2 separate regions of the Homo sapiens genome follow, and region 1 is linked to region 2. Evidence: read pairs that join two places in POLR2A ChIA-PET (ENCODE). Cell type or tissue: Caco-2. All regions are shown on one strand. Links, peaks and the distances in the headings refer to the core of each region. The heading gives the core; the rest is flanking DNA. Region 1 holds the start of LOC124904008 (a long non-coding RNA gene). Region 2 has its middle 15 kb from the start of MIR2117HG.

The links. Peaks named below come from ENCODE experiments on the same cell type or tissue, not always from the same donor. Only the 100,000 strongest peaks of a DNase experiment are listed, where the experiment ranks them.
Region 1: POLR2A ChIA-PET joins it to region 2 with 11 read pairs; 2 of 35 experiments call an interaction of 5 or more read pairs at or near these places.

The regions. Positions count from the first base shown.
Region 1 is chr17:43,599,537-43,614,933 of GRCh38, reverse strand. It overlaps LOC124904008 (a long non-coding RNA gene), which reads right to left and starts at 1,309. Exons shown (of 2, transcript XR_007065763.1): 1 at 1,188-1,309; 2 at 739-915. In Caco-2, for the core only: no CTCF peak of the experiment used is centred there; no DNase peak of the experiment used is centred there.
Region 2 is chr17:43,421,942-43,437,338 of GRCh38, reverse strand. No RefSeq gene overlaps it. Among named protein-coding and RNA genes, the nearest start is that of MIR2117HG, 15 kb to the left of the region's middle. In Caco-2, for the core only: a CTCF peak has its summit at 8,590 (motif pointing right); a DNase peak (open chromatin) is centred at 5,898.

The DNA.
Region 1 (15,397 bases), core at 3,294-11,293, 180 kb before region 2:
GCAGGAGAAGCCATTGAAATTGCAATGAACAGAGGCACCTGGCTCCCCAGGGACAATTTCCGAGTCCATCTCCCCACCTTGTTTATTTGTAAAATGGGAACACAGACACAACTGGTGTATGTTTTCATTAAACCAAGTAGGAGCTTGTGGCATTTCTGTCTGCACTTGAGACATGTTTATACTGCTGAGTCCATTATGAATCTGTTTAATATCCTTCGAATTCTCCGAGTCCTTCCATCCCTGCAGCCAGGAAGTGGGTAATGTGCACACAGGGAAGAAATTTCCAGGCACTCAGACCTTTAGGTAAATGAGGACTCTTTTTTCTTTCTTTTCTTTAAAGAGGGGAAAGCCTGTTGCAAAAAAATTAAATTCTTCCTGTTCAAAATGGTTTTTCCAGTGATCCTTTCCTTGTAGGAAATTGGTTAGGTCCTAGAGAGATGGTGAAGGAGCTACCAGCTAGGGGAGCCTGGGACTAGTGAGAATAGCATCCCTTTGCCCTGGAGAGCCTGGGATGGAGGCATGGAGGTGAGTGACTATCTGGGGGCTGAGAAGGACATCAGGGGATCTGTAGCCAGGAGCTCAAGGTCACCTGAGGGCTGCCTTGGCTACTGGGGGCTCCTGGGAAGCCAGTATCAGACTAATCCTATCGGATTGGGAACAGGCTTCCCACTGGAGTGCTGGCAGGAGTAGCTCCCTGCTTGCTGGCAGAACAGAGAGATATTATTTTAAGGAGAAAAATGAGATTCCTGTTATTGCTTTATTCCTCCTGCAGAAACGTTGGTGCGTCCCAGCCAGGGCCAAGATGAGAGGCAGGTGGTGCCAAGAGAAGGATGAGCTCATCGCATGTGGGGACGTGAGGTGATTCCAGCAAGGCACAGTGTGGAAAAAAAGCTCCATTCTTGGGATCCCAAATCCCTGTCAAAGCAGAACCCTGTGACCCTTCCCTCCCCCACCTCCCTTCTCCATCACTCAGTCCGTCTGCCACCTTCCTTCCCCATCATCTTCTTCCTCCCTCATCTAAGCCCACTCCCATTTAATCTCTCTCTCTTCTTGCATCTTCAACCAAACACTCCTCCTCAGCACCCTTGAGCACCTGTGCAAGTTCTTGTGTGGAGACTGCATGAAGGAAAGAGCCCAGGCTTTGGAGTTGGAGAAACCCGAGTTCAAACCTCAGCCCTACCACTTACTGGCTGTGAGACAGGGGTCTTCTCCTCTCTGCTGTCTCATGTTATCATATGATCTTGCAGCTAGATGAGAAAGAAAATAGGAAAATATCTAGCACATACTAGATGTTCCCTTAATATTTCTTCCTCCCGGCCGGGCGCGGTGGCTCACGCCTGTAATGCCAGCACTTTGGGAGGCCGAAGCGGGCAGATCAGGAGGTCAGGAGATCGACACCATCCTGGCTAACACGGTAAAACCCGGTCTCTACTAAAAATACAAAAAAATGAGCCGGGCACGGTGGCAGGTGCCTGTAGTCCCAGCTACTCAGGAGGCTGAGGCAGGAGAATGGTGGGAACCCGGGAGGTGGAGCTTGCAGTGAGCCGAGATCACGCCACTGCACTCCAGCCTGGGCGACACAGCGAGACTCCGTCTCGGAAAAAAAAATAATTTCTTCCTCCCTTCCTTCCTGTGGAAGCAAAGGCTATAGTATAATTAAGAAATTGTTGGGCTGGGCATGGGGGCTCATGCATGTAATCCCAGCACTTTGGGAGGCTGGGGCAGGAGGATCACTTGAGCACAGGAGGTTAAGACTTAAGACTGCAGTAAACCAAGTTTGCACCACTGCACTCCAGCCTGGGCGACAGAGCAAGAGCAAGACCATCTAAAAAAGACAAAAAAAAAAAAAAAAAAAGCAATTGTGAGACTTTGAGATCTACAAATGTCAAATTCCTGCAGGACTCTGGAAAATATGGGTCACAGGTTATTTCTTGGACTCATCATCAGATTCCTGGCAATGGTCTAGGGATGACACAAGTCACTGTGAATGGAACCTGGCATGATGAAGAAGGGTTCCAGAGAGTTAGGGGGAACTTTCCTGGTCTTGGCCAAGAAAGAAATGTCATGGCCAGGAGCCCAGGTCAGAGAGGGCAGGAGATAAGATGATGTGGGTTGGAGGGAAGTAGCCTGAAGTTTGCGGATCAAGAAGCTCCATAAAAGTGGCCATGAAATCGGAATAGTTGGAAATTCTGAAAGGTGAGAGTGAAAAGGTGCAGAGTCCATGGGGTGAGTCACCTTTGGTAGGACACAGAGCTCTAACTGGCACTTCGGCTGCCTCAGGCAAGGGTCTGAAACACACCCTCAAACCAACTTTGGTTTTCCATCTAGGAATCATGAAGGAGGTGTTATTAACCACAGGCCTTCTGGAAGCTTCCTATGGAAGGGCCAAATCCCTTTGTTTCTGTGTCATGCAGGGGTGCATGTGCTGTCAAAATGTTAAAAATGTCACAACAGTTTCACTTTCATCACTTTCCGCAATTATTGTTTTAAATTCCATATCCTCTAAATTTCCAGCCCCCTGGGCAAAGCCCAATCACACTGCCCTGGGTAATGGCCATGATGGGGCGAGGTATCTCTGTGATGGAAACTTGATTGCTTTCTGCTTCATTTCTTGGGTTCTATTTTGCCGTTGACTACTCTTTGTAGTTTACGATTTTTAAAAACTCCATCCTGTCTCCATTTTGCTAAGGAAAATCAAGAAAAGGGATTTGGGTCCACACGTTGGTGAATGGGAGATAAAAGGTAGGCAAGGGGTGTTTAGGTGCCAGAGCAGGGGCAGCAAAGGGATGACAAGTGAGGGACTTTATGTGAGTTGAGATACAGGCTAAGATGCTGGAAGAAACAAAAATATAACACAGAAGAGAATTTTATTTTTCTCTCACTTTAGGGACCAGGGTTGGGCAGGCAACCAGGGCAAACACCAGGAGCTTGTGTGAACACCCAGATTCCTTCTGCTGTGTTACTCCGTCATCCTGGAGTGTTGTCCTTGTCTTCATGGCTGAAGCTACCTCACCATCCATGTGAGCCCACATTCCAGCCCAAGGCAAGGAGGACAGAGGAAGGGAGGACATGCAGCTTCCTCATACCAACTGTCATCAGGAGGTGCCTGTGGCATTTGTGCATCATCCCATTGGCCACAGCTTAGTCACATGATCACATCTAGCTGCAAAGGAGGCTGGGAAATGTGGCCCCTAGTGGGCACCACATGCCTAACTAAAACCTGGAGTGTTCTATTACTAAAAGAAAGAAAGGGGCAATGGGCAATGGGGACAATTGTCTCTTTCTGCCATAAACCCAGGAGGAAAGGGCTATCAGGACCACAAGTGGCACTCAGGGACCAGCAGCCACTCTTCTAGAGTTTCTCACTGGAGGAACATAAGAGGTTCTGGGTTTTGTTTCAGGGAAGCTGTGGTAGATTGTTCTTCAGCTCTTCATGTGACTTACCTTGTGACCTTGGAGCAGGAGAGTGGGTGGAATATATTTCCCTACCCAGCAGCATTGGGCTTGGCCATGTGACCAGTTTGGGCCAATGGGATGTGAGAAGCAACAGCATGCCAGTTCCAAGGTAAAGCCTGAAGTGGCACCATGTTTCCACTCCTGCCATTCACCATGAGAAGGGCACATGCCAAACAGCAACTTGCCCAAGAAAGGGAAGAAACACACGGAGCATACCTAAGGTTAAGCCCAGAGCCAAGTATAGCTCAGCCCCAGCAGAGCCAGCCTTATGAGTGGCGACTCCCCACTCACAGACTCATGAGTGGGGAAAATATGTGAATAAACACTGGTTGATGTAAGCCAGTGTTCTGGGAGGGCTTGTCATGGAGCATTATTGCAGTAAAACTGGCTAGTACGGTGGTTCTGACACCCTGCTAAACCTCGATCCTGTCCCCAACCTTCCTTCTGTCCTCCTTTTTCAGTTCTTCACTCATGCAGGCCAGGTGCAGTGGCTCATGCCTGTAATCACAGCACTTTGGGAAGCCGAGGCAGGTGGATAATTTCAGGCCAGGAGTTCAAGACCTGTCTGGCCAACATGGCAAAACCCCGTCTCTATAAAAATGCAAAAATTTGGCTGGGCGTGGTGGCTCATGCCTGTAATCCCAGCACTTTGGGAGGCTGAGGCGGACAGATTGCTTGACGCCAGGAGTTCAAGTCCAGCCTGGCCAACATGGTGAAACCCCATCTCTACTAAACTTACAAAAATTAGCTGGGTGTGGTGGTGCACGCCTGTAATCCCAGCTATGTTGGGAAGCTGAGGCACAAGAATCACTTAAACCTGGGAGGTGGAGGTTGCAGTGAGCTCAGATCATGCCACTGCACTCCAGCCTGGGTGACAGAGTGAGACTGTCTCAAACATATACAATATTCTAGAATACAATACTCTAGAATACACTACAGTACAATACAATACATAAAACCCACTCATGAAGTCAACGGTCATTTACAAGACACCTGTTATATGCCAGGCACTGATCTAGGTCCTGGGACTAAAGAAACCTTAAGGCATTTCCAGTCTAGGGGGAGGGACAGACATGGAAATACATAATAACACTCTAACACAGCAATAATGGAGCATTATTGCAGTAAAACTCCAAGTGCTGGAACCAGGGTCTGTGCAAGCTGCTGGAGGACGGGGAAGCTTAGCACAGGGCTACACAGAACAAAGAACCAAATCAGCTTTCCTTTGTTTTCTTTTGTTCCCAGCCAGCCCTCCTACCCATCCAGAAACTTGAGCCTGGTCCGGAGTGAGTGCTGGAGTCCAGGAAGTGCTATGGAAGCAGCTGTGAATCAGTTACTGCTCTTTCACAATAACAACCAATGCTTATTGGGCATTTACTAGGTGCCTTCCAGACAGGAAAGGCACATGCCCTGCCCTCAAGGAGATCAGAGTCTCCTCGGGAAGACATTCAGGAGACAAAGTGGTGAGACCTACCCAATAAACAGACAGTTTTTTTGGATAAACATAGATATTGCCCCTTCTGGTCTTAAAGCTTGAAACTTACATTTGTTTTTATCTGAGTTCCTTCCTCAGGAAAAGAAGTTCAGGCCTCTAAAAAAAAAAAAAAAAAGTATCAAAGAACTGAAACTCACCAGATCGCCACATCCGGACATTGAGATAGATGCCCATTCCTTATTCATTATGATTGCTTCCTTGCCCCTCCCTAGTTCCTGTTATCTTGAACATTGTTACATTTCTTCCCTGCTATATAAACCCCTAGTTTTAGTCCACTGGGGAGATGGATTTGAGACTGAGCTCCCAACTTCTCAGCTGTAGGACCCGATTACAGTCTTCTTCCTTGACAATATTTGTCATCTCAGTCATCATTAGCTTTCTATGTGGCGAACAGCAGGACCTAGACCAAATGCCTAGTGTTTTGGTAACAGTGGCACTTCTCTCTGCAATGGCACCAGGACTGATGGCATGGAGTTCTGACTCTGTGGCCTTGGGCAATTCATTTAGCCTTTTTTTTTTTTTTTTTTTTGAGACACAGTCTCACTCTGTCACCCAGGCTAGAGTGCAGTGGCACGATCTCAGCTCACTGTAACCTCTGCCTCCCGGGTTCAAGTGATTCTTCTACCTCAGCCTCCTGAGTAGCTGGGACTGCAGGCGTGCGCCACCACGCCTGGCTACCTTTTTTTGTATTTTTAGTAGAGATGGGGTTTCACCATGCAGGCCAGGCTGGTCTCAAACTCCTGATCTCAGCTGATCCTTGGCCTCCTAAAGTGCTGGGATTACGGCCTGAGCCACTGCACCAGGCTTTTTCTTTTGTTTTGTTTTCTTTTTTTTTTTGAGACAGAGTCTTGCTCTGCCACCCAGGCTGGCGTGATCTCAGCTCACTGCAACCTCCACCTCCCAGGTTCAAGAAATTCTTGTTCCTCAGCCTCCTGAGTAGCTGGGACTACAGGTGCACACCACCACACCTGGCTAATTTTTGTATTTTTATAGAGATGGGGTTTCACCATGTTGGCTGGGCTGGTCTTGAACTCCTGGCTTCAAGTGATCTGCCCACTTCCACCTCCCAAAGTGCTGGGATTACAGGTGTGAGCCACTGTGCCCGGCCTATTTAGCCTTTCTGTGTCTTAGTTTCTGCCTCAACAGAAAGGTGATGTGGCCCCAAATATCCATCCTCCTCTTCTTCCATTAACGACAGACTAGAATTTCAGCTGAGCATATGGCTGCCCAAGAGAGACTATATTTCCCAGCCTTGCTTGCAGTTAGATTTGGTCATGTTGAGGTAGGAGGTGGGACTTGACTCCAGAGATGGGGCTCAGCAATGAATCAGACTGAGTAATAGCTAAAACAGGGAAGGAGGGGAAAGCACCTCTCTTTAAGACATGGCCTCCACTGTGCCATGTTACTTTGCCATTGCCATGGCAACACCCAGAAGTTACTGTCCCTTTCCATGGTAACAACCTGACAACTTAGAAGTTACCACCCATTTTTCAGAAATTTCTGCATACATACTCTGCCCCTTAATTTGCATATGACTAAGGTGGGTATAAATATGACTGCAGAACTGCCTCTGAGCTGCCACTCTGGGCACACTGCCTATGAGGTAGCCATACTCCGCAAGGAGCAGTCTCTCTGCTGCTGCTGTACACCACCACTTCAATAAAAGTTGCTATCCAAGGCTGGGTGTGGTGGCTCATGCCTGTAAATCTCAGCACTTTGGGAGGCCGAGGTGGGTGGATCACCTGAGGTCAGGAGTTCGAGACCAGCCTGGCCAACATGGTGAAACCCTATCTCTACTAAAAATACAAAAAATTGGTCTGGCACGGTGGCTCATGCCTGTAATCCCAGCACTTTGGGAGGCCGAGATGGGTGGATCCCCTGAGACTGGGGGTTCAAAACCAGCCTGACCAGCATGGAGAAACCCCGTCTCTATTAAAAATACAAAATTGGCCGGGTGCGGTGGCTGACACCTGTAATCCCAGCACTTTGGGAGGCCGAGGCGGGCGGATCACGAGGTCAGGAGATTGAGACCATCCTGACTAATATGGTGAAACCCTGTCTCTATTAAAAATACAAAAAAAAAAAAATTAGTCTGGTGTGGTGGTGGGCGCCTGTGGTCCCAGCTACTCGGGAGGCTGAGGCAGGAGAATGACGTGAACCCGGGAGGCGGAGCTTGCAGTGAGCCGAGATCACACCACTGCACTCCAGCCTCGGCCATAGAGCGAGATTTCATTTCAAAAAAAAAAAAAAAAAATTTTAGCCAGGTGTGGTGGCACACACCTGTAATCCCAGCTACTCTGGAGGCTGAGGCAGGAGAATAGTTTGAACCCAGGAGGCAGAGGTTTCAGTGAGCCGAGATCGCGCCATTGCACTCCAGCCTGGGCAACAAGAGCGAAACTCTGTCTCCAATATATATATATAGTTTGTTTGTTTGTTTTTTGTTTTTGAGAAAGAGTTTCATTCTTATTGCCCAGGCTGGAGAGCAATGGCACGATCTCAGCTCACTGCAACCTCTGCCTCCTGGGTTCAAGCGATTCTCCTGCCTCAACTTCCCAAGTAGCCAGGATTACAGGCATGCGCCATCACATCTGGTTAATTTTTTTTTTGTATTTTTAGTAGAGATGGGGTTTCACCATGTTGGTCAGGCTGGTTTTGAACTCCTGACCTCAGGTGATCCGCCCACCTCAGCCTCCCAAAGTGCTGGGATTATAGGTGTGAGCCACCGTGCCCGACCCAAAATATATACATATATATTATACAAAAAATTAGCCGGGCATAGTGGCGTGCACCTGTAGTCCCAGCTACTCGGGAGGCTGAGGCAGGAGAATTGCTTAAACCCAGGAGGCAGAGGTTGCAGTGAGCTGAGATTGCGCCATTGCATGCCAGCCTGGATGACAGAGCAAGACTCCGTCTCAAAAATAAAAAAAATTTTAAAAAGTTGCTATCCTACACCACTGGCTCACCCTTGAATTCTTTCTTGGGTGAAGCTAAGCACCCGCCTGGTCTAAGCCCCAATTTGGGGGCTCACCTGTCCTGCATTTTTATGGTGAATATAAAATTGGGGTGGGGGTGGGGCTGGCGTGAGGGATCAAGTTTGTGACTTGAACTTCCTGCTGACACCAAAGAAGGGAACTCCTGGGATTTGCTTTTTTTTTTTTTTTTTGAGACAGAGTCTCGCTCTGTCGCCAAGGCTGGAGTGCGTGGCATGATCTCAGCTCACTGCAACCTCCGCCTCCCAGATTCAAGCAATTCTCCTGCCTCAGCCTCCTGAATAGCTGGGACTACACGCACGCGCCACCATGCCCAGCTAATTTTTGTATTTTTAGTAGAGACGGGGTTTCACCATGTTGGCCAGGATGGTCTCAATCTCACGAGCTTGTGATCCGCCCACCTCGGCCTCCCAAAGTGCTGGAATTACAGGTGTGAGCCACAGTGCCTGGCCGGGATTTCTTTGTTTTGTGATTGGGTCTCCCTATGTTGCCCAGGCTGGATTCGAACTCCTTGGCTCAAGCAATCCTCAGCCTCCAGTGTACCACCATGCTAACTTTCCTGGGCTTTTTCAGCTAGCCAGACATGGGCACAAAGTGAAGAGAGAGGGTAGGGCTTAAAAGCTGTCAGCAGTCGCCGAGCGTGGTGGCTCACGCCTGTAATCCCAGCACTTTGGGAGGCCGAGGTGAGTGGATCACGAGGTCAGGAGTTCAAGACCAGCCTGGCCAAGATGGTGAAACCCTGTCTCTACTAAAAATACGAAAAAATTAGCCAGGCGCTGTGGCAGGTGCCTGTAATCCCAATTACTCAGGAGGCTGAGGCAGGAGAATCGCTTGAACTCAGGGGGTGGAGGTTGCGGTGAGCCGAGATCGTGCCACTGCACTCTAGCCTGGGTGACAGAGTGAGACTCCATCTCAGAAAAAACAAAAAAAACAAAAAACTGTCCGCAGACAAATATAAAAAATAGTCAGACCTTTTCCTACACCCTTCTTTTATCCTTGCTTGGGAATACAGAAGTGGTGGAGAGCTGTCTTGGGCCATGCAGACAAAGGCAATGCTCTAAGGCTGGCTGAGCAAAAGAAAGAAGGAGCCTGGGTCCCCATCACTCTGGAGCCACCATATTAATCCTAGGAGCTTGACTGTGAGATGGGAGAGTTGTTAGCAGGAGTAAGTGATACAGTACTTGGCCTATTACAGAGGCTCAAAAGATAGTCCCACCCACTTGCTACCACGTTGTAGAAAATCCTACTTTCAAAAAGTGAAAGAGCTTACTATTTAAGTAGATTCTGCTATGATTAGGTAGAGATTGCTTCACTAATCATTCCTAAATTCCAAATACCTGAAAGTTCAAACGGCAGAAAATCAGAGGCTTGCCTGACAGTACAGCCTGCCCCCCAAAGCAGAACCTTCTCTACCACTTCCCTGACAGGGCATCAGCTTCTGCTTGGATACAACCAGTGACAGGGAGCTCACTATCTACCTAGGCAGTCCTTTCCATTATTGGGCAGTTCTAACTGACACACCAGCTGAATAGGCCTCCCTGCCATTTCTCACTCATGAGTTCTCCCCTCTATGTCCACAATCCACATGCAATTCAACAGCCGCCCCTTCTTAATAAAGAGCATGTCTGTCCTCTGTCCTCCCCTCCCACCTCGTATTCCCTCCTCCTCCCCTGTGGTAGGCAGCCTCTAAGGTGGCTTCCAAGGAGCCCCACCTCTCGTACCCCCTCCTCTTGAGTGTCAGCTGGACATAGTGACAAACAGAACAGGGTAAGAGTGGTGGGCTGTCACTTCCAAGATTAGGTGACCAAAAGTCTGTGACTTCCATCTTGCTTGCTCTTTCTTCCTGTCCCTCAGAGCCGTCACTCTGGGGGAAGCCAACTGTCATGTCGAGCTGCCTAGCACAGGGCAGGAACTAATGTCTCTGGTCAACAGCCATGAGAATGAGCTTTGAAGCGAATCCTCCTCCCCTGAACCACAGCCCTGACCAAAGCCCTGACTGCAGCCTTGTGAGACCCTGAGCAGAGCACTCATACCAGATTCCTGACCCACAGGCACTGTGAGATAATACGTGTATGGTTTCTTAAGCCAGCAAGTTTGGGGATAACCTGTTACACAGCAATTAATAACTAATACACAGCTCAGCATCTCAGTTCCTTCAGCCTCCATTTATTTCCAGACCCTTCTGTAAGAATTAAAGAAAGAGGAAGGAAACATGAAAGGTGGCTCACCAGTCAAGACAGGTTTATTTTAGAGAAAACAAACATGAGAGGAGCTTCTGGCTGAGTTAGGTGGGAGGCACACTCTCTTACAGACTAAGAGTTTTTAAGGATTCAGGGTGGGAGAGTTTATCAGAGGCTTGGAATGCTTCTGTGTCTTGTTGTTGTGCTTATCTGGGAGGGAGAGTTGTGTGTCTGTTCCCATACATCTTTGTGCAGCTGCAGGCATACCCCTGAGTCTGCTTTTAGCTTCCCTGTCTTAGTGCACCTGAAGGGAAAGGAATGTGCTTATTAAGGCCCACTATTTTACTGGGGCCTTATTGTATGAGGGGAAAGTTTGGCAGTTACCCAAGAGACTTTCCCCCACCTCCCTTTGTGCCCAAGCTGTCTTATCTGTTTTACTGTCTGCTCTTTCTGGCTGTTTGTAGTTAGAAAAGAAGTGATTTCCCTGAAATGCATGAGGCTAGAAAGGCAGCTGGAACTTAAAGTGACGGTGTCTGTCTGAGATGACGGTGCTCCTGCTCTGTCACCTTCCCCATCCTTTCTCTGTATATACTCCAATATATCAGTGTCCTTCCTAAAATATGGGTCCTAGAATGGGTCAGAACACTCTAGATGTGGTTGTGCAGTGGGACTGTTTCCCCCTGTGTGATGGACACTGTCCCTGATTCCTGCCCAAGATGCCATTAGTATTTTAACGGATGTATCTCACAGACAATTTTCTTTTGATCTTGTGGTTGACTAAAACCCCTAGGTCTATGCCCCATGAACTGTAAGGAAAGCCTAGTCACCCACCATTGCATAATTGTGCCACTGATTTTTTTTTCTTTTTTTTTTTTTTAGACAGAGTCTCTCTCTGTTACCCAGGCTGGAGTGCAGTGGCGCCATCTCGGCTCACTGCAACCTCCGCCTCCCAGGTTCAAGCAATCCTCCTGCCTCAGCCTCCCCAGTAGCTGGGACTACAGGTGTGCACCACCATACCTAGCTAATTTTTGTATTTTTAGTAGAGACAGGGTTTCACCATGTTGGCCAGGCTGGTCTCAAACTCTTGGCCTCAAGTGATCCTCCTGCTTTGGCCTCCCAAAATGTTGGGATTACAGGTGTGAGCCACCTTGCCCAGCGGAGACACTGATTTTCAAAACCCAAATGTAGGACTTTACAGTAGCTCTAGAAAACAGTCATTCTGCCTGCCCTGGCCAAGTGAGGACCCTGCAGACTTTATTTTGCATTTGCTGTATTCATTTACTCTCCCAGCTCTGAGCCATCTGCATATGTGGTCAAGCATCCACCCAGCCCTGAACCATCTTGTTGACTAAAATGATGAGCAAATACAGAAGCTGCTCTCAAGGGTCCCAAAAGGAAGGCAGGAACCCCACACTGATGGAGACTCATTAAATGCCAATCTTTGCCTGGTCCTTTTACATAGGACACCTCACCTCATTCTCCTATAACCCTACAGAGTAGTCACTATTTGCAGATAGACTGAGGCTCAGAGAGGAGAAATAATTTTCATTTATTCCAAGGAAATAATTTTTAAAAAGAAAAAAGCCAGCCAGGTGCAGTGGCTCACACCTGTAATCCTAGCACTTTGGGAGGTCAAGGGGGCAGATCACTTGAGGTCAGGAGTTCAAGACCAGCCTGACCAACATGGCGAAACCTGGTCTCTACTAAAAATACAAAAATTAGCTGAGCATGGTGGCGCGTGCCTGTAATCCCAGCTACTTGGAAGGCTGAGGCAGGAGAATCACTTGAACCTGGGAGTCAGAGGTTGTAGTGAGCCAAGATCACAACACTGCACTCCAGCCTGGGCGACAGAGTGAGACTCCATCTCAAAAACAGAAAAGAAAGGAAAGGAAGGGAAGGGAAGGGAAGGGAAGGGAGGGGAGGGGAGGGGAGGGGAGGGGAGGGGAGGGGAGGGGAGGGGAGGGGAGGGGAGGGGAGGGGAGGGGAAGGGAGGGAAGGGAAGGGAAGGGAAGGGAAGGGAAGGGAAGGGAAGGGAAGGGAAGGGAAAAAGCTGGAGGTGGGGTGCAGTGGCTCATGCCTGTAATCCCAGCACTTTGAGGGGCTGAGGCGGGTGGATCACCTGAGGTCTGGAGTTTGAGACCAGCCTGACCAACATGGAGAAACTTCATCTCTACTAAACATACAAAATTAGCTGGGCGTGATGGCGCATGCCTGTAATCCCAGCTACTTGGGAAGCTGAGGCAGGAGAATCGCTTGAATCCGGGAGGCAGAGGTTGTGGTGAACCGAGATCATGCCATTGTACTACAGCCTGGGCAACAAGAGCAAAACTCTGTATCAAAAAAAAAAAGAAGAGGGCCCAGCGCGGTGGCTCACGCCTGTAATCCCAGCACTTTGGGAGGCTGAGGCGGGCAGATCACGAGGTCAGGAGATTGAGACCATCCTGGCTAACACGGTGAAACCCCGTCTCCACTAAAAATATAAAAAATTGGGAGGCTGAGGCAGGAGAATGGCATGAACCCGGGAGGCAGAGCTTGCAGTGAGCCAAGATCGTGCCACTGCACTCCAGTCTGGGCAACAGAGTGAGACTCCGTCTCAAAAAAAAAAGAAAAGAAAAGAAAAAAAAAGCTGGAATCAAAATGTAATTCATCATTGTGATAGTTATAATAATCAGACAAAACCTAAAACACATTTGTGATCTGGGCAAATAATTTATCCACTCTGAGCCTCAGTTTCTTCATCTTTAAAATAATATCCATCTCACAGGGTTTGGAGAAAGACTTGATGAGAGCCCGTCTGTGGCACATCTGGTACAATGCCCTGCACAGAGTAAGCCAGCAATCAGTAGAAGGCATTTGTAACTAACTTAACTTGCATAAAACAAGTGGTTAAATCAGAGGGAGAGAATACCATCATAGTGGCGTAGTTGAGAGAGCTCAGGCTTAAAGTCTAGCTCGGCTACTCACTCATTGTGTAAACTTGGACCAAGTGCCTACCCAGCTCACAGGGTAATCGTGAGGAGGCAGGCGGAGTAATGTGAAATGCAGGGCAAATGTTGGTTCTTCTCATTACTGGACTTCTAGGTTGTTGGTGATTAGTGTCACTACCATACCAGTGGACACCTTCTTGCCTGTAGTGCTTTTCTTCTTTTGAATTATTTTCTTGGGACAAATTCAAAATCCTTTCTCCAACGCTTTCTGTAGTTGTCAGATCCAAGAAAAGCAGGTAGTAGTAAATCCTGCAGCAGCTCAGGCTCAGGACCAAGTTGTTACTGCTCCCCTGCCAGGAGCGGCCTGCAGTGGGTGACCCGCAGCTGCTAGTTCTAGCTAAGGCCCATGTGCCAGGTATGACATCATCGGGAAGGACAGGTTCTCAGCAGTGGGGACGGGAGGGGTGGGGGTAGCAGGAGACTTTTGATTCTCTTGGGACTGCTGCATCATCCTGAGGGAGAGGAGAACTGGTACAAATGCAGAATGCCAGGATTGCCCAGTGGTCCTTTGAGGACAGTCCAGAAAATTCCCAGGGAGTGTATGTATCACATCTCAGAGTAGAGCTAGAGGGGCCTGAGTGTTAGGGGTGGGGGCCTCAGCCCTGGAATCTGTGGCGTGAGAGGAAGTACACCGATGAGAGTGGTTAAAAAAAAGTGAGAACCAAAAAAAGAGATAGGATCCAAAATGGGGGCTCTCCACTGCATGAGTTTTGGGAGATCCTGAAGTCCCAGAATTGTATGCAGTATTTTGTGTGTATAATCCAGACATCAGCCAAGATATCCAACTTTTTTTTTTTTTTTAAGTAAGGGTCTCATTCTGTCACCCAAGCTGGATTGCAGTGGTGCAACCATAGCTCACTGCAGCTTTGAACTCCTGGGCTCAAGCAATCATCTCGCCTCAGCCTCTTGAATATCTGGGACTAGAGGCATGTGCCACCACACCTGGCTAATTTTTTTTTTTTTAATTTTCATAGAAATGGGGTCTCCTTATGTTGCCCAGGCTGTTCTCAAACTCCTGGCCTCAAGTGATTGATCCTTTCCCCTCGATCTCCCAAAGTGCTGGGATTACAAGCATGAGCCACCACACCTGATCCTTTGAGTTCAAATAAAATCAGCATCTACTCCATCCCACATGCACCCCACTCTCAGGCCCCCCAGGGATTCTGGGAACTGGCTAATGACTTCCTGGTTATCACTGGCTCTACAATCTTCCAAGGTAATTCAGTCTGTGAATCATCTTGTCATCTTGCAGGTACTACTCGTGTTCTGTTCTCTTCTCCATGACTCCCTTGCGAAAAAAAAAAAAATCACTCATATACAAGTGTGTTGCAGATTTGGCTAGATGTTCAAGGATCAGTAAGACAGAGTAGATGTTCATGTTACATTTGTGTGTGTGTGTGTGTGTGTGTGAGTGTGTGTGTTTGTTTGTTTTTCCTGCCTAGTGTCCCTTTCACTATCTGGTAAAAACAGAGAACTGCCTTTCCCCAATTCCATGTTTCTGGAAGTTCTGCCATCTATGATATCCCAGCCCACCCAGCCACAGGTGTTACTAGGCTGGTGTGCAGTAGGTCTAGAGTTATTGGGGCCATCTTCTCAACTGTAGGGAAGAGGCCTCTTTACGGGGAAAGAGACTGAAGCCAAGGTCAAAAGAAGCTGAGCCAAGAGAGACAGGGGGACAAGAAGAGAAGTGTCCTTTGAGTCCCTAGATCCAGTTGAGCCAGATGTGAGAGCTGCCAGAATGTGAATGGTGCCCCCTTTGAGTTGTGCAACTCACAATCTTGGCTCCACTGGCAACTTCCCAGTAAGATGAGTCAACTTATTCCATCTGCCTTTCTTTGTTCTTTTTTTTTCTGAGACAGAGTCTTGCTCTGTCACCCAGGCTGGAGTGCAATGGTGCGATCTCAGTTCACTGCAACCTCTGCCTCCCAGGTTCAAGCAATTCTCCTGCCTCTGCTTCCTGAGTAGCTGGCATTACAGGTGCCCGCCATCATGCCCTGCTAATTTTTGTATTTTTAGTAGAGATGGGGTTTCACCATGTTGGTCAGGCTGGTCTCGAACTCCTGACCTCAGGTGATGCACCCTCCTCAGCCTCCCAAAGTGCTGGGATCACAGGTGTGAGCCACCGCGCCGGGCCCGGTTTTTTTGTTTTTAGATACAGGGTTTCACTCTGTCTTCCAAGCTGCAGTGCAGTAAGCACAATCATGGCTCGCTGCAGCCCCAACCTCCCGGGCTCAAGCCATCCTCCTGCCTCAGCCTCCTGAGTAGCTGGGACAACAAGTATATGCCACC
Region 2 (15,397 bases), core at 2,863-10,862:
GAGGAGGGCGGATGACCCGAGGTCAGGAGTTCAAGACCAGCCTGGCCAACATGGCGAAACCCCTCCTTTACTAAAAATATACAAATGAGTGGGGCATGGTGGTGCATGCCTGTAATCCCAGCTACTTGGGGGGCTGAGGCAGGAGAATCCTTGAACCTAGGAGGTGGAGGTTGCAGTGAGACAAGATCATGTCATTGCACTCCAGCCTGAATGACAGAGCAAGACACTATCTCAAAAATAAATAAATAAATAAATAAGGATGGGCACGGTGGCTCACGCCTGTAATCCCAGGACTTTGGGAGGCTGAAGTGGGCAGATCTCCTGAGTTCGGGAGTTCGAGACAAGCCTGACTAACATGGAGAAACCCCTTCTCTATTAAAGATACAAAATTAGCTGGGTGTGGTGGCGCATGCCTGTAATCCCAGCTACTCAGGAAGCTGAGGCAAGAGAATCACTTGAATCCGGGAGGCGGAGGTTGCAGTGAGCTGAGATGGTGCCATTGTACTCCAGCCTGGGCAACAGAGGGAAACTCTCAAAAAAACACAACAAAACAAAAAACAAAGCATTTTTTTTTTTGAGACGGAGTCTCGCTTTGTCACCCACGCTGGAGTGCAGGGGCGCGATCTCGGCTCACTGCAAGCTCCACCTCCTGGGTTCACGCAATTCTCCTGCCTCAGCCTCCAGAGTAGCTGGGACCACAGGTGCCCGCCACCACGCCCGACTAATTTTTTGTATTTTTAGTAGGGATGGGGTTTCACCGTGTTAGCCAGGATGATCTCAATCTCTTGACCTTGTGATCTGCCCACCTCGGCCTCCCAAAGTGCTGGGATTACAGGCATGAGCCACCACGCCTGGCCCAAAACAAAATATTAATAAAAATATGTAAGCACAGAACAGTGGCCCTCAATCAAGCTTCACTTTAGAATCACCTGGGGAGCTTTTATATAGATGTCAGAACCCCTGGAGGTGCAGCTCAGGAATCTGATTTTTAAAACTCACAAATGCAACACAAAAACTCCAAATGAGTCCAGGAATTTGGCTGCACATTAGAATCACCTAGGGAGTGTTTAAATATCCCAGAGTCCAATCTGGCACCAAGATTGATTAAATCAAAATGTCTATGGCTGGACCCAGGCAATGGTATTTTCTAAAGCTCACCAGGTAATCCTAACTTGTAGCCAAAGTTGAGAACCACTGAATGGAAGGAATTCAGAGGTGATAAGAGGGTAGGCTAGAGCAGCCAAGGAATGTTTCCTCAGGAGATTGGATCTGAGCCATGTCTTCAAGAATAAGCAGAAAGGAAGAAGAAAGGAATTTGAGGGTGAAGAGCAGCATAAAAAAAATTTTGGCTTCGGTGAAAGATTCATAATGAGAAATAAGGTTGGGATCATAGGGTGGGGCCAGATCTTGAGTGGCCCATAATGTCAAGTAAGGGGTTTAACGTATACCTATAAGACAGTCCCAGATCTGGTGGGGTGGCTTACGCCTGTAATCTCAGCACTTTTGGAGGCTGAGATGGGCAGATCACTTGAGGTCAGGTGTCCAAGACCAGCCTGGCCAAAATGGTGAAACCCTGTCTCTCCTAAAAATACAAAAAATTAGCTGGGCATGGTGGTGTGTGCCTGTAATCTCAGCTACTCGGAGGCTAAGGCAGGAGAATCACTTGAAACCCAGAGGTGGAGGTTGCAGTGAGCTGAGATCACGCCACTACATTTCAGCCTGGGTGACAGAGCAATACTCTGTCCCCCCCCACAAAAAAAGACAGTCAACAGAAGATTTTAAGCAAGGAAGCAACTGCTTTGAGATTTGGGGGAAGGTAAATCTGGGAGTAGATATCAAGTGCATAGGGAAAGGCTAAAGCCAAGGGGACCAGATAAAAGATTATTAAAGATTTTCTAGAGTGATTATACCTAGTAATGGAGAGGGTATAGACAGATGAACATTCTCATGTCCATCCCATGTCCATGCTCATGTCCATTATACACTCACCATGCTGGTACAGCCTTTCTGGAAGACAGAGCAGCCACAGCCATTACAGTGCCTTTGTGAGAATTGCAACAAGATACTCCTACCTCCAAACAGACACAACCCCATGCCAAGGTGCGTGGCTTGGCAAGCAAAGTTGCCGCCATCCACCTCCCCTTGACACTGACTCCTGTGTGCACTAGCCCTGCTAAAGAGCAAGTTCACAGAGTTATACAACTGCACATAATCAGCCTCTGCTATGGATCACTAAACATGGAGAATATAGGGATTGTTCTATAAAGGAACAGGCTGACCACAGAGCTATGTGTATCTCAGAAGTGCCCAAGAAACAGCGAGGGTTCTGGAAGAGCTTGGACTCAGGAAACCACATCAAGGGCAAGTATCATTAATCACCTATCCGGTAGATACTCTCCCACCTTGATTCAGAATCCTCCTTTGGTCAGACAGCAACATGACCAGCACCAGGAATGACTCAAGATCGGTCTAAGCCGATCTCGGTCATTGCTGTTCCCTTTGCCAGATATTGATCCAAGGGGATACATAACATAGTTCCAGTTAACAATGCAGAGAGTTGTTTCTGGAAGGATTTGCACCCCCCTAAAAAGAGAGAAGTATGTGAAGTGGAAGCCCTTTTGCTGCCACCAAGATCTGCTTCCCTTGTTTCCTGCTTGGAAGATTGTTGTGCAAAGATGTAATGTTGGAGTTGTGGCAGCTACTTTGCAACAATGAAGAATCTCAGAGATTCTGAGCCAAGAGGATCTCAGATATTCTGACTCAGTTTCCTGACTTTGATGAGCTGCTTAACTAATCCTGGAACAATGTAACTCCAAAGTTCACATTTTGTGAGATAGGTAAACATCTTTACAATTTAAGTCACTAGTCTTTAGATATTGTGTTACTTGCAGTTGAACACCTCTGAACATTCTGAACATTTGCCAATTAATTTGTTCAACAAGTATATAATAGCTTCTACTTAATACTAGGGATTTAAAGATGTGATAAGGTTCTAGGCTGGGCACAGTGGCTTATGCCTGTAATTCCAGCACTTTGGGAGGCCGAGGTGGGCGGATCATGAGGTCAGGAAATTCAAACCAGCCTGGCCAACATAGTGAAACCCCATCTCTACTAAAAATACAAAAATTAGCTGGATGTGGTGCTGGGCGCCTGTAGTCCCAGCTACTTGGGAGGCTGAGGTGGTAGAATCGCTTGAACCCAGGAGGTGGAGGTTGCAGTGAGCCGAGATTGCGCCACTGCACTCCAGCCTGGTGACAGATCAAGAGCAAGACTCTGTCAAAAAAAAAAAAAAAAGGTTCTAAAGGAGAATTTATATTCTAAAGGGGAAGACAGACACAGTTAAACAAACAAACTCATGGGACAAATGCTCTAACAGAGGTATGAACAAATTACTGCAGGATGATGGAAAGCCAGTTGACTTGGCCTGAGAATAAGAGGATATACAGATGGGGTTTTGTTTAGATCTTAAGTGTGAGGGATATTCATGTGAAGACATCTATGATGCTACAAGTAAGAGATCTGAATTAAACTCATAAACTTTGGCAGCAACAGTGCAGAGCTGGTAGTCAAAGTCATGGGAGATGTTAGTATCTCCCTATGTACCATTGGGAATGCTTTCAGCTGCAGGTAGCAGAAAACCCAACTCATAGCAACTCAAAAATGAGAATAGCAGGTTCAGTCCAGGATTGATTCACTTACTGGCTTAACTACCTCAAAGCTCAGGACAGCATCACTGTGACTGACTCTGTTCAACTTCTCCCCAGGCTCAGCTGCAGATGGATTCTACAGCTTCAGGCACCATGTCCTCAAATCTTGTTTAAAGGTATAAAAGGCAGCTTCTCCCCACACATTTGTTTCCTGAAATGCCTCCCATCTAAACTTCTGTTTGTGCTCCATTGGCAAGGAGTATGTCACATGTCTAATCATTTTTTTTTTTTTTTTGACGGAGTCTCAGTCTGTCAGCCAGGCTGGAGTACACTGGCAGAATTTCAGCTCACTGCAAGCATCGCCTCCCAGGTTCAAGCGATTCTCCTGCCTCAGCCTCCCGAGTAGCTGAGGACTACAGGCACGTGTCACCACACCCGGCTAATTTTTGTATTTTTAGTAGAGACAGGGTTTCACTATGTTGGCCAGGCTGGTCTCAAACACCTGACCTCATGATCCAGCCGCGACAGCCTCCCAAAGTACGGGGATTACAGGCGTGAGTCACTGTGCCCAGCCTACGTGTCCACTCTTAAATCATAGGCAAAGATAAATGATTTACCATGATTGTTTGAACCAATCATGATTCATCCTTTGGCACAGAGGAGGGGTCACCCTCCCTGAACAAGAAGAGAGAATGGCTGGGTGCGGTGTATCTTGCCTGTAGTCTCAGCACTTTGTGAAGCCAAGGCAGGCAGATAACCTGAGGTCAGGAGTTCAAGACCAGCCTGGCCAACATGGTGAAACCCTGTCTCTACTAAAAATACAAAAATTAGCCAAACATGGTGGCCTGCGCCTGTAATCCCAGCTATTCGAGAGGCTGAGGCAGGAGAATCACTTGAACCCAGGAGGCAGAGGTTGCTGTGAGCCAAGATAGCCCCAGTGTACTCCAGCCTGGGTGACAGAGCAAGACTTGTCTAAAAAAAAAAAAAAAAGGCCATGTGCAGTGGCTCACACGTGTAATCCTAGCACTTTGGGAGGCTGAGGCGGGCGGATCACCTGAGGTCGGGAGTTCGAGACCACTTTGACCAACATGGAGAAACCCGTCTCTACTAAAAATACAAAATTAGCCAAGCATGGCGGCACATACCTGTAATCCCAACTACTTGGGAGGCTGAGGCAGGAGAATAATTTGAACCTGGAAGGCAGAGGTTGCAGTGAGCCGAGATCGCGCCATTGCACTCCAGTCTGGGAATCAAGAGCAAAACTCCATCTTAAAAAAAAAAAAAGAAGAGAGAATGAGTGTTGAATTGGCAACCAACAGCATGTGTCACTCTCTGAGGGAGCAAAGAGAATAGGAAAAGAACTGAAACAGAGAACTGGGAACATGTCAACATTTTCAGGGTGGGGGAGGAAGTTGGAGATGGAGAAGAAAAGATTAGGAAAGTGAGAGAGGAAGGACTCCCAGAAGACAAGGAAAGAGATTCCAGAAGGAAAAAGTGGCCAACAGCTTCAAACATTACAGAGAGGTCAAATAGATGAGGACCATCCTGGTAAACATTAGTCTTGATGAGTAGGAGGTCAGTCTTGTCCTTGGTAAGGGTTGCCAAGAACATAAAAACATATTGAAAAGGATGTGTGGGAGGTGAAGAAGTGAAGTATGCAGGAAAAGGGGGGAAACAAAATATGCAGCCAGAGAGAGAAGACTTGGAGGGAAGAGCCATGTTGAACACAGAGCCTGCCAGAATCAGAAGTTATTGCTGGACCTGGCTGAAGCTAAGCAGGAAGACAAATCAGCTTCCTCTACTGCATATTCATCAGGGAACCTTCTCGCCAGCTTGAGAGAGCGCATTGAGACAGAAGAGCCCCTCCCACCGGGCTGCACGATTAATTCTCATCTCCCTCGGGGCTTGGCATAAAAGAAGGACTAATCATGCTCTCTCACCGTCTGGGCAATTAGTCTCTCATCAGCTGGCACAAAATGAGGGGTTTGTGACATTTTGTGACAGCACAGCCCCCATCACATCTGGGCTTTAATCTCTTGAATTAGCCAAATCAAGGGTAAGCTTGGAGATGTATTGTGATTCAAACGATAGAATAAATAACCCATTGGCCAGGCTTCACTCCAAGTCTCCCTGCCTTCATGAGTGATGTCTAATTGGAGAAGGCTAAAATGGCAAGGCCGGTGCTACAGATGCCTTGCAGGGAGACAGCAGGGTCAGGGAAGTAAGGTTACAGTAAGAATGTGCCCAGTCGGGATTCCTCCCCTGGGACCGTCCTAGAGCTTCTCTATCTGCTGTCTACCCTGGACCTTTGAGAGCAAAGGGATATATCTCAGGTTGGGCTGGGAAATTCCATGCTTAGCAGATCCTCCTTATACTTGAGAAGGACCAATATGAGAACTCTGCAATCCGACAGTCCCCCTGTGTGTCCCTCTATCCTGACACCAATCACACAGCACTGGAATCCTCCAGGACTCTCTCTGTCCCACAGATTGTTTACTGCTTGAGAGCAAGAACCTGGTTTGCCTTGTTCACTCCACTCTATGCCCAGTGCCCAGACAAGGACTTGCAGAGAGCAGTACTCAAGGAATGCTGGCCATGTGAACAAATGAGCAAATGGATAAAAGAATGAGAGAAAGCAGGGTGCAGAGAACACATTCAGGCCACAAAACACTCTTCAAAGGACATTTCTTCAGCAACTACCATGTGTTCGTGAGCAGAAACTGTGTCAGTGGGACCATGCCTTCCAGTAGGAAGGTAACTAGTTGGGCTCCTTCTCCCGGTCCCCTTTGGATGATGAAGCACCTTCACATCTGGTATTTCATGGGTTATTCACAATTACCTTGATAGGCTGGGAGAGAAGAGGAAATAAACCAAGCAAAATGTCTTTAAACAGATTCATTAGGGACCTTCCTGCCTCTGTCAGGGAAGCTATTAGGGCAGAGAATCCCCTTCCCACTTGGTGCCAGTAGAGTCCCACAACAGGGATTATATTTCCCACTTTGCAGACTAAAAACAAAACAAACTGCCGGGCGCAGTGGCTCATGCCTGTAATCCCAGCACTTTGGGAGGCTGAGGCGGGCGGATCACCTGAGGTCGGGAGTTCGAGACCAGCCTGACCAACATGGAGAAACCCCGTCTCTACTAAAAATACAAAATTAGCCAGGTGTGGTGGCACATGCCTGTAATCCCAGCTACTAGGGAGGCTGAGGCAGGAGAATCGCTTGAACCTGGGAGGCAGAGGTTGCAGTGAGCCGAGTTTGCGCCATTGCACTCCAGCCTGGGCGACAGAGCAAGACTCCATCTCAAAAAAAAAAAAAAAAAAAGTGAAAAATCTCCGTGTGTCTCTATGTGTTGAAATGTTTGTCTCAAGATTTAAAATGCTGTAATATTTAATGATGATCTATGTACCAAAACAGTTTGGAACTTTCAAATGGTGATATAAAAAGTAGATGGACAACTATGCAATTATCAGGAGTGTGTGTTGGCTAGATCAGTGCTTCTCAAACTTACGGACACTCAAAATCATTGGAGAGCTGATTAAAATACAGATTCCAGGAACCTGTCTTCCAAATGTTCTCATTCAATGGGTCTCTGGACTGGCCCAAGAATTTGTCTTTCTAACAAACTCCAGTGTTTTGGTAATGCTACTAGCCTGAGGACCCACACTGAATGACTCTGAGCTAGAAACCTTAGGGAAAATATTACAGCCTTTTTAGGCCATGAAACATTTATGAAAATTTAAACGATAATATAAGACAAAATAATAGTTACCATATCATAATTCTAGTCTTAGTAGAATTGTTTGGTGAACTAGCCTTTATAACCTTAAGCAAAATAAACTTTGAGTGTTGTAATCCTTAGTTATTTAGTCCATGAGTCTTTCAAAAAAGACTATCTGAGAATTTCCATATCTTGTGAAGTTGCACCAAAAGCAAATGTCAACATTGTCACTTCAAAATTTCAGGAAGAGAAAAAACATACACAACATTCATGACGGGTTTCATTCAATCCAATTGCAATAAAGAAAATAAAGAGGCCAGGCACAGTGACTCATGCCTGTAATCCCAGCACTTTGGGAGGCCGAGGCGGGCAGATAACGAGGTCAGATCCAGACCATGCTGGCTAACACAGGGAAACCCCATCTCTACTAAAAATACAAAAAATTAGCCGGCGTGGTGGCGGGTGCCTGTAGTCTCAGCTACTCGGGAGGCTGAGGCAGGAGAATGGCGTGAACCCGGGAGGTGGAGCTTGCAGTGAGCCGAGATTGCTCCACTGCACTCCAGCCTGGGTGACAGAGTGAGACTCCCTCTAAAAAAAAAAAGAAAAGAAAGAAGAAAATGTCAGATAAGTGAGATATCCAAAAAACGTTTTGACCCTCCATTAACCCCAGATGAAAGTGAACTTCTACTTATCAGCTGGGCATGGTGGCTCATGCCTGTAATCCCAGCACTTTAGGAGGCCAAGGCAGGCAGATCACTTGAGGTCAGGAGTTCAAGAACAGCCTGGCCAACATGGCGAAACGCAGTCTCTACAAAAAATACAAAAATTAGCCAGGCGCAGAGGCTGAGGCAGGAGAATCGCTTGAACCCAGAAGGTGAAGATTGCAGTGAGCTGAGATTGTGCCACTGCACTCCAGCCTGGGTGACAAGAGTGAGACTCCATCTCAAAAACTAATAAAATAATAATAACAATAATAATAATAATAGAAAGTGAACTTCTACTTATAACCTAAATGTGCCAAGTAGTGACCGAAGGAACAATTCAGGTGCTGAATGTGCTGAGAAAGTATTATTTCTGCATTAGGACAAGCTTTAGAGATATGACTACTAAATTTTTTAAATAATAAACTTGCAGCAGTAACTAAATCTTTAATAAAATATAAGATTTATTCTTGACTCTGAGAATTTTATTTTATTTTATTTTATTTTTTTGAGACACAGTTTCATTCTGCCACCAGAGTGCAGTGGTGAGATCTCGGCTCACTGCAACCTCCACGTCCCGGGTTCAAGTGATTCTCATGCCTCAACCTCCTCAGTAGCTGGGATTATAGGCGTGCACCATTGCACTTGGCTAATTTTTGTATTATTAGTAGAAGTGGGCTTTCACTATGTTGACCAGGCTGGTCTCGAACTCCTTACCTCAAGTGATCTGCCCACCTTGGCCTCCCAAAGTGCTGGGATTACAGGCATTAGCCACCGTGCCCAGCTGAGAATTTTATTATGTGGTAATGATATTTTTCTTCAGCCTCAGCCAAATATTGATTTAACATTTGTCCAAAACATCCCTTTGGTGTGCCCCCAATCTACTAATTATTGGGCACTGATTGTCCACCAGCCCTGGTGCTGCATGTTGGCTCAGTTAATCTTCAGGTTTTCTCTTTTTCATTTTCTCATTTTCTTTCTTTCTTTTTTTTTTTTTTTTTTTGAGACAGGATCTCTGTCACCCAGGCTGGAGTGCAGTGGTGCAATCATGGCTCACTGCAGCCTCAACCTCCTGGGTTCAAGTGTTCCTCCCATCTCAGCCTCCCAAGTAGCTAAGAATACAGGCACACACCGCCACACCCTGGCTAGTTTTTTATTTTTTGTAGAAACAGGGTCTCACTATTTTGCCAGGGAGGGTCTCAAACTCCTGGACTCAAGCAATCCTCCAGCCAAGGTGATGAGATTATTGGTATGAACCACCGCGCCTGACGAGATTAATATCCCCATTTTATAAATTATACAACTAAGGATCACAGTGATTAGTCCAAGTTCCCCCAGCTAAGGTGGGGAGTCAGAATTCATACCCAGGGCCTTGCTATGTTGCCCAGGCTGAAGTGCAGTGGCTCGAACACAACTCACTGCAGCCTTGACCTTTGTAGCTCAAGCAATCTTCCTGCCTCAGCCTTCTGAGTAGCTGGGACTACAGGCATGCACCACCACACGTGACTAATTTTTGTATTTTTATTTTTTGCAGAGACGGGGTCCCCCTATGTTGCCCAGGCTCCTGCTGATACCTTACTCTACATTCCTAGCCTCTCAGCAGCATCTGCCACACTCTCCTCAATGAGTTGCTTCCCAGCGGCACCCAGATATGCCATGTTTGCAGTTTAGGCTGTGGCAGCAATGAACAGAGCCTGCCTGAGGACCAGCAATGGCTTCCTGTCACCTGAAGGGAAAAGGAAAGGAAATGTGCATGGTTGCTGAACCTGAACCTGAATCGAGAATTCTGCTCCTTTATCAGGCAGCTAGCTGGAGCATGGCCAAGGGTTTCTGGATTCAGGTGGAGAGGCCTCTAATGAGTCCTGGCACTAATGTGTGAGCCCGGGGCTGGGAGTCACTGAACCTTATGGGGCTTCCTCCCAGTCTGTAGAATGGGGATGATTAAGGGAAGACCGCTTGGGCCAGGGATCACGGTGAGGATCACAGTGAGCAGAAGTGAGATTCTGATATTCTTTGGATACTCACACTGGGGCAGGGAGTGGGGGTGGGAAGGGAAGTACAGCATTTTTATTTCTTCCTATCCTGGGGTTATATATGACCATCCTGAGAACAAAAATAATGGGCCGGGCGTGGTGGCTCACGCCTGTAATCCCAGCACTTTGGGAGGCCGAGGTGGGTGGATCACCTGAGGTCAGGAGGTCAAGACCAGCCTGGCCAACATGGCGAAACCCTGTCTCTACTAAAAATACAAAAAATTAGGCAGATATGGTGGCGGGCGCCTATAGTCCCAGCTACTTGGGAGGCTGAGGCAGGAGAATCACTTGAACCCGGGAGGTGGAGGTTGCAGTGAGCCGAGATCGCGCCACTGCACTCTAGCCTGGGAGACAGAGAGAGACTCCATCTCAAAAAATAAAGAAAGAAAGAAAGAAGTAAATAATAAATAAATGAAAAATAGAGCCAGATTTTAATACTGGCTGTGCCACTTACTTATGCTCTGAGAGAACTTGGGTCTCAAAGCCTCAGTTTACTCAACTGTAAATTGGTAAAAACACTTATGTTCAGTGGTTTGCTAGTAAATATTTAACAACTGGCTCTCCAGAAGAAACGCAAATCCTTTCTTTGTAGTGTTCATTGGTTTCCATCATATAAATATTCCCACCATGGCAGCTTTTTTTTTTTTTTTTTTTTTTTGAGATGGGGGTCTCACCATGTTGCCCAGGCTAGTCTTGAACTCCTGGGCTCAAGTGATCCTCCCACCTCAGCCTCCTGAGTAGCTGGGATTACAGGTGCGTGCCACAGCACCCAGCTCACCATCGCAGATTTTAAGTTACCAACATGAAGTCAACCAGCTCATAAAATTCCTGAAAATTCAACATTCAGCTCTCAATATCCAAGATGGTTTGAGCTAAGTCCAGCACACCACTGCTTCTGCTTAGAGTTTAAATGAAACCGTGCGTCTAAGTGCCTTGTCTAGGGGGCTGAGGAAAGCGACTGAAGAGTGACAGATTTGAGTAGCTCTGTCCCATGAGTGTCTTCCACCTCCAGATAGCTATGAGCGTGGACCCCGCCTGGCCCTGGGAAGCTCCATTACCGCTTCTAAATTACTCTTAGCCTCTCCATATCCTGAAGTTGTCATTTCCAAGGGCCACATGCTGTGAGTAAAGACCTTGCTTTATCTCCTTTTACCCCTAAGACTGGACACATTGACCACCTTTCTAGTCATCAGTAGAGAAACTACCTTTAAACCACTAAGCTGGCCAGGTGCGGTGGCTCACGCCTGTAATCCCAGCACTTTGGGAGGCCAAGGGAGAGCTCGAGACCAGCCTGGCCAACATGGTGAAACCCCATCTCTACTGAAAATTTTTAAAAAATTAGCCAGGCGTGGTGGCATACGCCTATAGTCCCAACTACTCGGGAGGCTAAGGCAGGAGAATCGCTTGAACCCAGGAAGTGGAGGTTGCAGTGAGCCGAGATCGAGCAGAGTGAGACTCCGGCTCAAAAGTGAAACGAAACAAACAAACAAAACCGCTAAGCATTTTCTTTTCTTTTTTTTTTTTTTTTTGAGAGACCATTTCTCTTTGTCGCCTAGGCTGGAGTGCAGTGGCACCATCTGGGCTCACTGCAACCTCTGCCTCCCAGGCTCAAGCGATTCTCCTGCTTCAGCCTCCCCAGTAGCTGGGATTACAGGTGCCCGCCACCACGCCCGGCTAATTTTTGTATTTTTAGTAGAGATGGGGTTTCGCCATGTAGACCAGGCTGGTCTCAAACTCCTGACCTCAGGTAATCCTCCTGCCTCGGCTTCCCAAAATGCAGGGATTACAGGCATGAGCCACCGCGTCCAGCACTAAACCACTTAGCTTTGATCCCTTTGTGGGAAAACTCTCCCAGCCACTAAGAGGAAGCTTGCTCAAATCAGCTGTGGGGAGAGGAGAGAGAAGAAAGAGGTGAAAGGCATTAAAATCCATGTGCCAGCCTTCGTGCTGGGTGCCATACAGTGTTACCTCACTTAATTTTCACAGGATCCTCATTTTCAGATCAAACTGAGAGGCAGAGAGTTTAAATAAATGCTCTAATCCCATACACTAGGTGAGCAGGAGATCTGGAATTGACCCAAGGTGCTTCTTTCTCTATACCCACATCTAGAGGGCTGGGGGTGGGGGGAAGAGGAAGAGATAAAGGAAAAAATGATTTCTCAAGAGATTTTGTTCCAACAAAACCTATGATAATATATTCAATCCATCAGAATATATCTTGAGAGTATTTCTGAATAGGACAAAATAGTTCACAGCAAGCCAATAGTTCTTCTGGGAACATCTAAAAAAGCCAGGTAAACTGCAAAAATGATATTTATGAAAGCATCAGAGAGCTGCAGAAGTTCATAAGAGAGACTGACATTACAGGGAAGGGTTCACCTTTCCGAGATGAATGAAGATCTGCAGCTCCTTTTCCCCAGGAGCATTTTCTAACTCTAGATAAGACTCGAGATTGATAATCTGGGTTTGTCCTACACAGAAGGCATTGCTGCTAGGCAGAGAAGCCAGCAGAGCTTCTGACGGTCACACGGGGACTGGAAACACAAAATGGGATACTTGAAGGGTCTCTTTCTCTCACTCTTTCTTTCTCTCTCTCTCTCTTTTTTTTTTTCCTAAGAAATAGGGTCTCATTCTTTCACCCCAGCTGGAGTGCAGTGGCTTGATTATAGCTCAGTGCAACTTTGAAGTCCTGGGCTCAAGCGATCCTCCCACCTTAGCCTCTCGAGTGGCTGGGTCCCATAGGCATGCATCACCACACCTGGCTAATTATTTTTACTTTTTGTAGAGACAGGGTTTCGCTTTGTTGCCCAGGCTGGTCTCGAACTCCTGGGTTCAAGCGATCCTCTCACTTCAGCCTTCCAAAGTGCTAGGACTACCAGCTGGTGCCACCACAACCAGCTAATTAAAAAAAAATTTTTTTTAGAGACAGAATCTCACTATGTTGCCCAGCTGGTCTTGAACTCCTGGGCTCAAGTGATCCTCCCACCTCAGCCTCCCAAAGTGCTGGGATTACAGGCATGAACCACCAAGACCCATCCAGGGGTCTTAAATAGGTAGCCAGATTCCCTCTCATAACATCTGCTGAAGTCTGAAGCTATGCAGGGAGGAAAACTAAAGAGAGAAACTGACAAGTCTCTGAAAAGCAGAGTGGAAATTCTTATGCTTCTCTTGGTGTTGAGGACACAGTCGGCCATGCCCTCAACCGTAAGCTGAGTAGGGTCACAACCTAGGAATGGACTCAAACAGAGATGAACTGAACCTCACCAAATATGTAATACAGCCTGGACTCATAGGAGTTCCTGACTGGATTGAGGGGATTAACCACACTTTGTGTCTTGCAGAGGACTGTGTAAACTGTCTCTGGTGGAAAATAAATATTTTATGGAGCCTCAATAGTGCTTTTGTGTGTATTTTACCAACATTCAGTCAAAAATCGCAATGTGAAAAGACAAAAATATATGACTGATAAATAGAAAACATAAGATGTGGATCCACAGATGATATAGACATCAGAGTTAGACGACAAGGACTTCTAAATAATTATCATTAATATATTCAGAAAATAGAGGAAAAGATGCACATAATATGGAGAATTTCAACAGAGAATTAGAATCTAAAAAAAAATGGTTTTTTGATAACAAAAAAATCCACAAATGTACACTGAAAAATAGGGTATCTGAAATTAAGAAATCAATGGATAAGGCTGGGCGCCATGGCTCATGCCTGTAAGCCCAGCACTTTGGGAGGCTGAGGTGGGCTGATCACCTGAAGTCAGGTGTTCAAGACCAGCCTGGCCAACATGGTGAAACCCCGTCTCTACTAAAAATATAAAAATTAGCCGGGCATGGTGGCGGGTGCCTGTAATCCCAGCTACTGAGGCATGAGAATCACTTGAACCCAGGAGGCGGAGGTTGCAGTGAGCTGAGATTGTGCCACTGCACTCCAGCCTGAGAGAAAGAGCGAAACTCCATCTCAAAAAAAAAAAAGAAAAAGAAAAGAAAGAAAAAAATAAATGGATGAGTTCAACAGGTTGGCTATAGCAGAAGACAGGATAAAGTGTACTAGAATATAGGTCAATATCTCTTTTGGGAAGGAACAAGGTAATTGGAGAAAAATATTCCTAAACACCTCCCCACCCCCCACACACTGTCTTCTTCTCTCTGCCCTATAATTTACATGATTTTTTTTTTTAGGAATAGTTGCAGCAGCTATTGTTGTTATGTTTATGTTGAAATAATTTTAGGTTTACAAAAGAGTTGTAAAGATAGTAGACAGAGTGCCTGTAACACTTTACCCAGTTTCTCCTAGGTGATAAATTTTTAAAAATAGGTATTGTATTCTTCTCTCTTTTTTTTTTTTTTGAGATGGATATTTGCTCTTGTTGCCCAGGCTGGAGTGCAATGGTGCAATCTAGGCTCACTGCAACCTCCACCTCCCTGGTTCAAGCAATTCTCCTGCCTCAGCCTCTCTATTAGCTGGGATTACAGGCACCTGCCACCACGCCCAGCTAATTTTTTGTATTTTTAGTAGAGATGCGGTTTCACTACATTGGCCAGGCTGGTCTCAAACTCCTGACCTCAGGTGATCCACCCATCTCAGCCTCCCAAAGTGCTCGGATTACAAGCATGAGCCACCGCACCCAACTCAAGTATTGTATTCTTGGGCAAGTCAAATGATTCTGGGTTTTTATTTTCTCATATGTGAAAATTTTTATTTCTCATATGTGATCCAATTTTAAAATTGGATCATATTCTGTAAGATCTCTTCCAACTCTAACATTCTATGAATCTAAATCTTGGATATGTTCTAGTGGTCCCCAAAAGATGATGATTAATAGCTTTTGTGGCCGGGCGCGGTGGCTCACGCCTGTAATCCCAGCACTTTGGGAGGCCAAGGTGGGCGGATCACGAGGTCAGGAGATTGAGACCATCCTGGCTAACACGGTGAAACCCCGTCTCCACTAAAACATACAAAAAAAATTAGCCGGGCGTGGTGTGGGCGCCTGTAGTCCCAGCTACCTGGGAGGCTGAGGCAGAAGAATGGCATGAACCTGGGAGGCGGAGCTTGCAGTGGACCGAAATCGCGCCACTGCACTCCAGCCTGGGAGAGAGTGAGACTCCGTCTCAAAAAAAAAAAAAAAAAATTTTGTGTATTGAGCTATTACTATGTGTTCATCACTACATATATTAACTATCACTTAATATTCACAAAAGTGGAATTGTGAGGTGGGTTATATTATGACGTCCATTTCACAGATGGAGAAACTGTGCTACACAGAAGTTATGTGACTTGCTGA